2 separate regions of the Homo sapiens genome follow, and region 2 is linked to region 1. Evidence: read pairs that join two places in POLR2A ChIA-PET (ENCODE). Cell type or tissue: Panc1. All regions are shown on one strand. Links, peaks and the distances in the headings refer to the core of each region. The heading gives the core; the rest is flanking DNA.

Region 1 (5,466 bases), core at 615-4,614:
CAGCTATCAATTTTTAAAAGATTTTATAATGTGATAAATTCATTAAAAAGCCACAAAGTGCTGCAGGAGCAGAGAGGGGAAAAAAAATTCCCTGCTCTACAAGGGCAGGATAGTCAGGGACGATTTCTCAGATGAATCAGCATTGGGGGCTCCACACTTCCGGGGTTTTTGCAGCAGCAAAGTGAGCCTCCTGGGTGGAATCAGATGTGCCCTAGAAATTCGTCTGCCAAGCTGATTCTTCCTCACAGCCCTCCCTCACTCCAGTCCTAAGTGCTCCCATTGCCTACACTTCCCTCACAGCCTATTTTTCTAACTTTTAAATTATATTATCATTGCACAAGTATTTGTTGAACATCTTCCCTGTGAAAGGCTCACCTTGCATAGCTTTTAGTCTAACATTTAATACTCCCAAGAAACATATTTTCTACTCCTACTTTACTCATTGAGGCCGACAGAGGATAAATTACTTGCCCAAAGTCATGGCCAGGATGTGGCTGTGCTGGGTTTCAGACCCAGATCAGTCTCCACTCTTTCCATTGCACCCACTGTTTCCCTTGGTTATAAAGCTGCCCTTGCCTGTAGGCATTTGACATGCTTACTTTTATAAATGAAATGCCAGCATCTAGTCAACATCTAATAAAAAGATTCAGGAAGGAGAGGGTCATTTTTTATATTAGAATGGATTTTTTAAATTTTTTCTTTCTACTTTTACATGTTTCAAAAAAATTTCATCTCCATCCTTTTGTGGTTCAAGAGCGTGATGATTGGGTTTTCACGCTCATGTGTGAGAAGTGCCTCCCTCGAATCTTGTTATGACTCCATGTTGGCAAATTATGTCTGAAGTGAAAAAAAATTTATCTTAGTTTGAGAATGTATTATTTATAAATTGGAAGTTGTGCATTATTTATTTATTTCTACTGAAAGAAGCAGTGCCATGCATAAGGAGATAACAGAGAAACCCAAATTAGGAGATGGGTAGGGAGGGAGCAGTGCAGAGTACGAGGAAAAAAAAAAGCCAGAGATATAAAGTGAGTATAGAGTGAGGCAGCTTAGCGGAAAAGCTCACACGGCCCAATCTTGATGTCCTTTGAAATTTAAAAGACTCAGAAACAGTATCTAGAAAATGCTGATCTAAAGCCACAGGGGCATCCGACCACAAACCACATCTGGGAAATGTCAGAGAAGCAAGGTCCTCAAACCCTGAGTGTAAATGGCTCAACCAAGCAACCCCTGGGCGAGTGAAACTCTGAGTTCACAATACACAGTCATGCTCAAAAGAGTGCCCAGCAGCACGGTTCTGCCCTTCCATGAGGTGGAGAAAGAGCTTTCACTTGTGTCTGTGGCCCTGTCAGCTCCTCCAAGCTTGGATGCAAAGCCGAAGCTGGTAACATGCTGCCCCACCCCCCTATACCCACCAGGCCCAGGGTGACACTAACGCTGCCTCAGAGCGAGGGTGTGTGACCGGCCAAAAGGGGATGACAAAAGTCAACAATCCAGGGGTCCAAACATGAAAACATCCTCCCCTTGTGAAATCTCTGCCTTCTGTTATGTGCCTGAGGATGATCAGAGGCAGCACTTCCACTGCCACTTTGTCAGAGAACATTTCTCAGGGAAGGTCTGCCAGGGCTTTCTGCCAGATGCCTCCTGCTCTGACTGAGGTGGCTCAAGAAGCCATCTCAAGCTAAAGACCTGCCCACAGGGAAGTTAATATGACGTTTTCAACTCCTATTTGATTTCTACTCTATTTCTGTGAGGTCCTTTTCAAACCTATGTGGGTTCATTAAATGCTCCCATAGACCTACGTGAGGAGGAAAAAACTAGTAAGCCAAACAGGCCACGTCATTCTTTCTTCCATAGCTGCCATATCAAAGGGCTGGTGGATGTGGTCATAGTTGCCATTTCCCAGGAGCTGATATCACAGAGGAAAAGAATTTTATTTAAGGCAAAAAAATAAAAAAAAAGCCAGCAAATTTACAATTTTATGTTTCCAGGAAGCAGCAAATGCCAGGGGCTAGATGCAGATAAGATGATCTGAAACTAAAAGTGCAGCAGGGATAGCCTATCTCCCGGTCCATTTCTAAAATTCCATCTACTGATAAAGAATTGTCAGGTGAAGAAAACCTCAGACTTGCACCTGTGCAAAAGGGAAAGGGAGCCAGTAGTCAGACTGAAAATCAGATCAGAAAGTATCAGCAACATTCCAGGAAAAAAGTTGAGAGAAAAAGAAAATGTTACACACACACATACACACACACACACACACACACTGCATCAGGGAGTAGTCCTGCTGGTCAAAACAGATGCATAGCTCTGAGGTATGATTAATCCTTGCTTCTGTAACCTCAGCAACACAAAGGCTGTTTTCCACCCAAACCCTGGAGAGCCTGTCAAAATGAGTTAGACTGGATCTCCTGATCCAGTTCTCCTGTTACACAGTTGAGAAAAGTGACATGCCACAAATGCAGAGTGCTCAGGGCACTGACAAGAGCCCTCCACATGTGGCAGCTTCTGTCCCTGCTCGGTGGCAGTTACAAGCAAACATTTTCATATTTCTAGGAATGCTTCTTACACAGAAGGTGAAATCCATCCCTCTCAACAGTCATGACCCTGAGAAAATGAGCCTAAGCTGTCAGATCCGCCCGTGACCTGAAGTCCATAGGGACTATCTTCGCGCTCTCACTCTGCCCGAGGGTCTCACATGCAGCCTGTCTCTCTTCTTACTCTCTAAGTGATGTTCCTCATAGTAATGACTGTTTCTCAGGAAGAGTCCATTGTCTTCTCTTCTTATTTTCTGTGTGCTTCTCTTCCATCTAGCTCACTTTCCCATAGTAGACGCACTACAGGAAAGCAGTAGTATGAAAAAACACCTCACCACAACACAGCGTTTCCCCAAGACGGGGTTATCCAAGAGCACAGGGAGGGCCCACAACAGAGGAGATATCGTTTTAAAATTGTACCTGTGTTAATTCAAATAGGCCTATCACGGGGTCTGAAATTCTACCATTAATGATGATTTCTAGAATACAACAGAGTCAAATGTGCCCTTATAAAATAAAATACTACAAATAGAAAACACTGAAAGTAGTTATTAGTGCAAAGCAATTAATTTTCTCAGCTATTGGATGACTGTGTGGGAATCTGATAGAGGAAAGAACAGGCTAGACATTGGAGACCCGGAAGGGTGGGAGGTAGGGAGGAGGTGAGGGATGAGAAAGTACTTCATAGGTAAAATGTACATTTGATTCAGGTGATGGATACACTGAATGCCCAGACCTCACGACTGTGCAATATATTCGTGTAACAAAACTGCACTTGTATCCTTTAACTTAATACAAATAATTTTTTTTTAAGAACAAAAAAACACTCTTAGAACTTCTACAGCAACCCAGGAAATCCCTGCTCCAGCCCAGCTCTTCCCAACTGTTCTGCCCTGGTGCTCGGGGGTTCATGAGATGAGGCTGAAAGTACCCTGATAGGCAGCATCAGCTTTGCATAGGTTTTATGCTTAAATACAACACTAAACTCTCCTCAGCCTGGCAGGCCTATTGTTGCTCATCACTGGCCTTTAGCTCCTGGCCATTTCCCAGTTAAAATCAGTAGTGCCCTTCCTGGAAAACTTCATTTTCCTTCCAGCCACTCCCTGACAAATATCTTTTATCTCCTTTCTCTCTCTCCTGCCTTCCTCCCTCCTCTCCCCTCCTTCCTTCTACTAACCATTCTCCAAACTTCCTCTCCTTTATTAGGCAGAAATGGGATGAGTTACACCATCAAACATACCACATGAAGCATCGTCTCAAATGGATTTCCAGTGAATTAAGAAAAACTTGGATATAATATTTCTTGTATTTCCACTGAGCTCATAAAAGCCCAGGTTTTAGTCTGAAAACATTGCAGATAGTAAGACAGTTGGAACTGAACTGACTGCCTAAGGATTGCACCGAGCTCTGCCAGTACGGGCACAGGGTGGAAAATGCATGCACTTCAGAGGCTGCTGGCCTAGGGAGTCAGAAACAACTGGACTCAAATCCCAGCTCCACCTTAATAGCTATACAACTTTGGAGAAGTTGTTCAGTCTTTCTGAACCTCAGTTTTCTCATCTCTAAAATGGAATAACAATTCTTCAGAGTTGTACTAAATGAGTCAATAAACGTAAAAGAATATATTAAATGAATGTAAATAGAGTCTTTTAAAAAAAAATTGCTTTCCTCTCTTCTTCCTGGTCAAGGTATCATTGGTTTCTTTTGATTTTGAGAGCAGAGAGCTGGTCCCAGTTCCATTTTTATAATCCTGGGACTTCAATCAAAAGTATGTGGCTTCTTATACTGGCACTGGATACCTTGGGCTGTAGTAAGATGAAACCAATGTCAAATAAAGGACATGGTTTCATCAGATGAAAACTCCTGCTCAAGCTCCATATCACACCTCTCCCTATCTTTACTTCTTTAAAAAAAAAAAAAAAAAAAAAAGGTCTATTTCAACGAATAAAACCAGCCTAAAATCACCTCCTCTCTAAAGCTATGTTTGATCCATTCTTCCCACTGATTGATTCATTCAAAACTAGCATCCCTCTATATATACAAAAGATTGGTTCCAGCCCCTCTACCCCTGCCAACCTCATATATACCAAAATTCTCACATACTCAAGTCCCACCGTTGGCCCTGTGGAGCCCGAGTACAGAAAAAAAACAGCCTGCAGCCATAAAAAAGAATGAGATCTACCAGGTGCAGTGGCTCACACCTGTAATCCCAGCTCTTTGGGAGGCTGAGGTGGGCAGATTGCCTGAGGTCTGGAGTTCGAGACCAGTCTAGCCAACATGGTGAAACCCCATCTCTACTAAAAATCCAAAAATTTAGCCAGGCGTGGTGGCATGCACCCGTAATCCAGCTACTTGAGAGGCTGAGGCAGGGGAATTGCTTGAGGCAGGGAGGTGGAGGTTGCAGTGAGCTGAGATCGTGCCACTGCACTCCAGCTTGGGCAACAGAGTGAGACTCCATCACACACAAAAAAAGAAAGAATGAGATTGTGTCCTTTGCAGGGACATGGATAAAGCTGGAGGCCATTATATTTAGCAAATTAACACAGGAACAGAAAACCAAATACCACATGTTCTCACAAGTGGGAGCTAAATGATAAGAACACATGGACACATAGAGGGGAACAACACACACTGGCATCTTTCAGAGAGTGGAGGTTGGGGGAAGGAGAGGATCAGGAAAAATAACTAATGGATACTAGGCTTAATACCTGGGTGTTGAAATAATCCATACCCCCAAAAAAAAACCCATAACACAAGTTTACCTATATAGTAACAAACCTGCACTTGTCCTCCTGAACTTAAAAGTTAAATAAAATAAATAAAAAGAAAAAAGAAGCCATCCATATTCTTGGGTTTTGAGATGAAGAGTTTATGGATGCTTATATTCAAGCATAGTATCTACTTTTTTTAATTCCATGAATACTGTCTT
Region 2 (5,466 bases), core at 461-4,460, 210 kb after region 1:
TATCCAATGAATTCTACTTAGTTGTTTAATATTAACGCCATAACTGAATATTAACTCTACAACTAATACAACTGAATATTAACTCTACAACCAGTAAAAAAGCACGTTAAATATTCAAGGAAGACATATAAACATTCTGAGTTTATGTGTTTATAATAATATAACTCACATGTATTGCATGTAAAGCCAGGCGCAGCACTGTGCTGATCAGCAAAGTGTTTGCACCTGCAGCGAATGGGCTGGCTACCATTCAAGGGGACATAAAGGTAAGCCCTGCACTGGCAGCCAGTCACTTGGCAGGGCAGATCAATGGGGCACTGCTGAGGAATCGCTTCCAAGTCAGTTTTATGTTGTTTATACCTAAAAAAGGAGAAAGAGAGAGAAATATAAACACAATACAGGTATTATCAAAAATTACAATTTCTATTATATTAAAGGCAGATATGATTTTTTAATTATTATTGCTTTATTATTCTTCATAGTAAGGTGAAAATAAACTCTCCTACATATAGTACTTGTATCACCTATGTTGCTTTGGTCAGAGGAAATCTTTACTCTTTTAGATTTCTATTTTTAGTTATTTAAGAAGCTGTTTCACAGCAATACAAAGAATAATTATATAATTTCCTTAAAACACTTACCTCTACAGATTCCTTAATAGAGAAGCACAGCCTAAGAGTATGAAAAAGTTCAGGCCGGGCGCAGTGGCTCATGCCTGTAATCCCAGCACTTTGGGAGGCTGAGGCGGGCGGATCACCTGAGGTCGGGAGTTCGAGACCAGCCTGACCAATATAGAGAAACCCCGTCTCTACTAAAAATAAAAAATTAGCTGGCCGTTGTGGCACATGCCTGTAACCCCAGCTACTCAGGAGGCTGAGGCAGGAGAACTGCTTGAACCCAGGAGGCAGAGGTTGCGGTGAGCCCAGATCGTACCATTGCACTCCACCCTGGGCAACAAGAGCGAAACTCCATCTCAAAAAAAAAAAAAAGAAAAGAAAAAGTTCTTTACCAATGTTATTTTTGTCACAGTGCATTACTTAAATTTATTTGCATGTTTGCTACTTAAAATAGAAATATATTCAATAAACATGTGTTGATGTAATTTATTTTAATATGACTTTTGACTTCAAAATAAATTATCAATATTTTTGAAAGCCAAAGCTCCTTCTTATAGTATTGTAATTTTCTTAAATAGATCACTCACTTTCTTCTCATAGGTGATATTCAGTAAAATAATACTAAATTTATTATTCTCAATATTAATCAAAGAAATGCAAATTAAAGGCCGGTTGCGGTGGCTCACACCTGTAATCCCAGCACTTTGGGAGGCTGAGGCGGGCAGATCACAAGGTCAGGAGATCCAGACCATCCTGGCTAACACGGTGAAACCCTCCGTCTCTACTAAAAATACAAAAAATTAGCCGAGCGTGGTGGTGGGCACCTGTAGTCCCAGCTACTTGGGAGGCTGAAGCAGGAGAATGGTGTGAACCCGGGAGGCGGAGCTTGCAGTGAGCCGAGATCACGCCACTGCACTCCAGCCTGGGCAACAGAGAAAGACTCCGTCTCAAAAGAAAAAAAAAAGAAATGCAAATTAAAATGAGATACCATTTTAACTTAGCAAAAAGAGTCAAAGTTTTTAAAAACTATATGTAATACACAATGCTATCAAGAGTGTTACGAAAGGGCCAGGAGCCTGTGGCACATGCCTGTAATCCCAGCACTTTGGGAGGCCAAGGCAGGTGGATCACTTGAGCTCAGGAGTTCAAGACCAACCTGGGCAACATGATGAAAACCCCATCTCTACTAAAAATACAAAAATTAGCCCAGCATGGTGGTGTATGCCTGTAGTCCCAGCTACTCGGGAGGCTGAGGCAGGAGAATCCCTTGAACCCAGGAGGCAGAGGTTGCAGTGAGCTGAGATGGCACCACTGTACTCCAGCCTGGGCAACAGGCGAGGCTCTGTCTCAAAAAAAAAAAAAAAAAAAAGAGTGTTACAAAAGAACAAATTCTATTTAATAATGTTTCAAGAAACTTGAAAAGGTCCATTCTTTGAACCAGAAATTTCATTTTTGGAAAATATACCCTAAGAAAATAATTCCATATATAGAAAAAGCTTTATGCATACCAATAATATTAGCAATAGTACTTACATCAGCTACATTATACACACACCCACACGACATAAGAGAACCAGTAAGTAAATTACTAGACAACAGTTTTCAAACATTTTAGCAGTGAAACCCTTTTGTCAAATAAAATCTTTTATAGAACCAGAATACATAAAACAAATGCAGAATTGGTTAAAGCGAAAGGAAGAACAGAATAGAGTTTCCCCTTCTAACCTGCCCTTCCACCTGGCACACCCCCAAGGCTCCCTCACAGCTCCGGAGAACACAGATAAACACCACTGGACTAGCTGGACTAGCTGGCAGGTATTAAAAATCTTGTTTTTGATCAGCACATAACAATGTGGAAACATATTTCTATGATTCTGTCATTAAAAAGTGGCTCAGTATTTTATGCACACACATACTTCACAACAGTTAAATGGCACAGTGGCTCATGCCTGTAATCCCAGCACTGTGGGAGGCCAAGGCAGGTGGATCACCTGAGGCTGGGAGTTCGAGCCCAGCCTGACCAACATGGAGAAATCCCGTCTCTGCTAAAAATACAAAATTAGCAGGGCATGGTGGTGCATGCCTGTAATCCCAGCTACTCAGGAGGCTGAGGCAGGAGAATCGCTTGAACCCACGAGGCAGAGGTTGTAGTGAGCTGAGGTCGCGCCACTGCACTCCAGCCTGGGCAACAAGAGTGAAACTCCGTCTCAAAAAAAAAAGAAAAAGTCATACAGATATTGTAAAAAAAAAAAACTAGCAGCTGGCTTTGGGTAGTGAGCTGCTTCTATATATTGTATATAGAATATATTCTATGTTTCTATATATCCCCCATTTTCCTTGATAATCATATACCACTTTAATAGTGGGGTGAAAAAGTTTGGAAGAAATCTCACTGAGTGGATCAGTACTAAATATAATAACTTCTCCATCAAAGTTGAGTTGGGTCAGCTGAGCATGGTGGCGCACACGTGTAATCTGAGTACTTTGGAAAGCCCGAGGTAGACAGATAACTTAAGCCCAGGAGTTCCAGACCAGTCTGGGTAACAAAGCCAAACCACTTCTCTACAAAAAAATACAAAAATTAGCTGGATGTGGTGGCAGACGCCTGTGGTCCCAGCTACTTGGGAGGCTGAGGTCGAAGGATCGCTTGAGCCCAGGAGGTCGAGGCTGCAATGAGCCAAGATCGTGCCACTGCACTCCAACCTGAGTGACAGAGTAAGACCCTGTCTCAAAAAAAAAAAAAAGTTGAGTTGGATCAATTCTGACGTTCAAGTCCATGCTGTATAAGTTATACAGAGATTAGAAAGTGGCACTAAATTTGTGTAAGAATAAATTATAAAACTATCACAAACTTACCAAACCCCTCTTTAATTCTGAAAGATATCAACACATCCCTTATCCTCCATTCCTCCTCAGTGTTTTTAGTTGGAGTTGCTAAATAAATTTATAATCAATCTATATACAACATTACTCATCCTAGCAACTGCCTAACAAACTTTGGCAAACTGCAACTCTGTAAATAGCAACTATACAAAGAGTCTCTGTGAAAGAGCCCCAGAAATTGCTATCAGAATAGGGTGGTTCCTCTTGGAACCGAAAGTTAAAGTTGCTGCCTGAAAACATGGAACAGGTTCAGAGACTTTTCTGTGAAGCAGCTTAGGTATTCTGAACTTTATTTACAACTGTGAGACGGTAGCAAAATTTAAAGTAGAGCATACACACAGCAAAACGCAAACTTCAGATACAGACAACTCAAGCCAAAAACTGAAGCCTCACTTATTTCCTTTCCTTTAGGCACTTTTCTTGGAACATGACCATTTGTAATGCAAAGCAGTGTGCTTGTTTGTTTAAAGAAAGGTATCGACACAGCAGATCCTTAAGGTATAAAAGGCAATTAGTAAATTTGAGGAGAAATGTTTATACTTATAGATGGACAGCATGATCAGTGTGGGTCAATTCAAGCAACGCTTAAAGTAGTTCCTCAATCTGATGACCCATTCTCTACTTTCTCCAATGATGTGAGATGTAGGTAGACTGCTCCCCAGTCAAACTGAAAGACCCCTGGCAAAGCCACAGGGCCACCAAACATTTTTACCAATGGCAAGAGAACTGCTTAAGGTGACAGACTCCATGATGAGCACTAATAAGATATGATGGAAAATTTTTAATTATAGCTTTAAAAACCTTTAGATAATTTTTGTGGGGTTTTGTTTTGTTTTGTTTTGTTTTGTTTTGTTTTGTTTTGTTTTGTTTTGCTTTGTTTTGAGACAGAGTCTCACACTGCCACTCAGGCTGGTGTGCAGTGGCGTGATCTCAGCTCACTGCAACCTCACCTCCCAGGTTCAAGCGATTCTCCTGCCTCAGCCTCCCAAGTAGCTAGGATTACAGGCGTGTGCCACCACGCCCGGCTAATTTTTTGTATTTTTAGTAGAGACAGGGTTTCACTATGTTGGCCAGACTGGTCTCAAACTCCTGACCTCGTGATCCACCCACCTCGGCCTCCCAAAGTGCTGGAATTACAGGCGTCAGCCACTGAGCTCGGCCAATTTTTGTTTTTTAAGAGACAAGGTTTCACTCTCTGTCACCCAGGCTTGAATGCAGTTGCACAATCATAGCTCACTGCAGACTAAACTCCTGGGCTCAAGCAGTCCTCCGGCCTCGGCCTCCCAAAGTTCTGGGATAACACAGATGTGAGCCACCATCCCCAGCTGATAATTTCTACTCTACTATATAAAGGACAATTGTTAAATGTTTCTCAATCATTACGATTTGTAGAAGTAAGATATGCTTAGCTTTTTATTTTCTAATTATCAAAAAACTTTGCAATAAAGTATCTTACCTATGTGTACAAAAACACAGTGTCTCTGGGCCCACAAGTTTACAATCCATCCCTGTTGGTGACCGCCAGCTCACAAATAATCTGTTTTGTAAGCGCAGAGGTAAAACTTTTCTTTTGTATTCTTCATATTCTTCAGGAGTAAAAAGTTTCCCTCCATCATCCTCACCAACAATTCTACAACAAAAATATATATTTCTCTTAAGCTTTGAGTATTTATTTTCTGGGTGAGCTATGACCAGGCCACTGCAAATATTAAATAAATTTGTAAGCTTTTATTTTGTAAATCTGTCTTTTCTTACAGATGTGGCAGGCCGGGTCTCTGTAACAACTGTTTCAGCACTGACTGAGTGGTTAAGTTAAATATTAAAAGCTAATAGAACCAGGGTCCTTATACAAAGGCTGGAATGTAACAAAAGCCCACCGAGCGTTTGCCCAGGCCTTTCCTGGGCCTCGAAGCATGACAACATAACGAAGGAATTCTTAAAGGACCCGTTTGGGACTAAACAAGTT

Evidence for each region. Peaks named below come from ENCODE experiments on the same cell type or tissue, not always from the same donor. Only the 100,000 strongest peaks of a DNase experiment are listed, where the experiment ranks them.
Region 2: POLR2A ChIA-PET joins it to region 1 with 8 read pairs; 3 of 35 experiments call an interaction of 5 or more read pairs at or near these places.

Annotation. Positions count from the first base shown.
Region 1 is chr7:23,890,405-23,895,870 of GRCh38, reverse strand. LOC124901835 (small nucleolar RNA U13) reads left to right here and starts at 737; the gene lies at 737-843. In Panc1, for the core only: no CTCF peak of the experiment used is centred there; no DNase peak of the experiment used is centred there.
Region 2 is chr7:23,684,163-23,689,628 of GRCh38, reverse strand. It overlaps FAM221A (family with sequence similarity 221 member A), which reads right to left. Exons shown (of 7, transcript NM_199136.5): 2 at 4,957-5,130; 3 at 170-360. Among named protein-coding and RNA genes, the nearest start is that of FAM221A, 6.7 kb to the right of the region's middle. In Panc1, for the core only: no CTCF peak of the experiment used is centred there; no DNase peak of the experiment used is centred there; H3K27ac peaks cover 713 bases.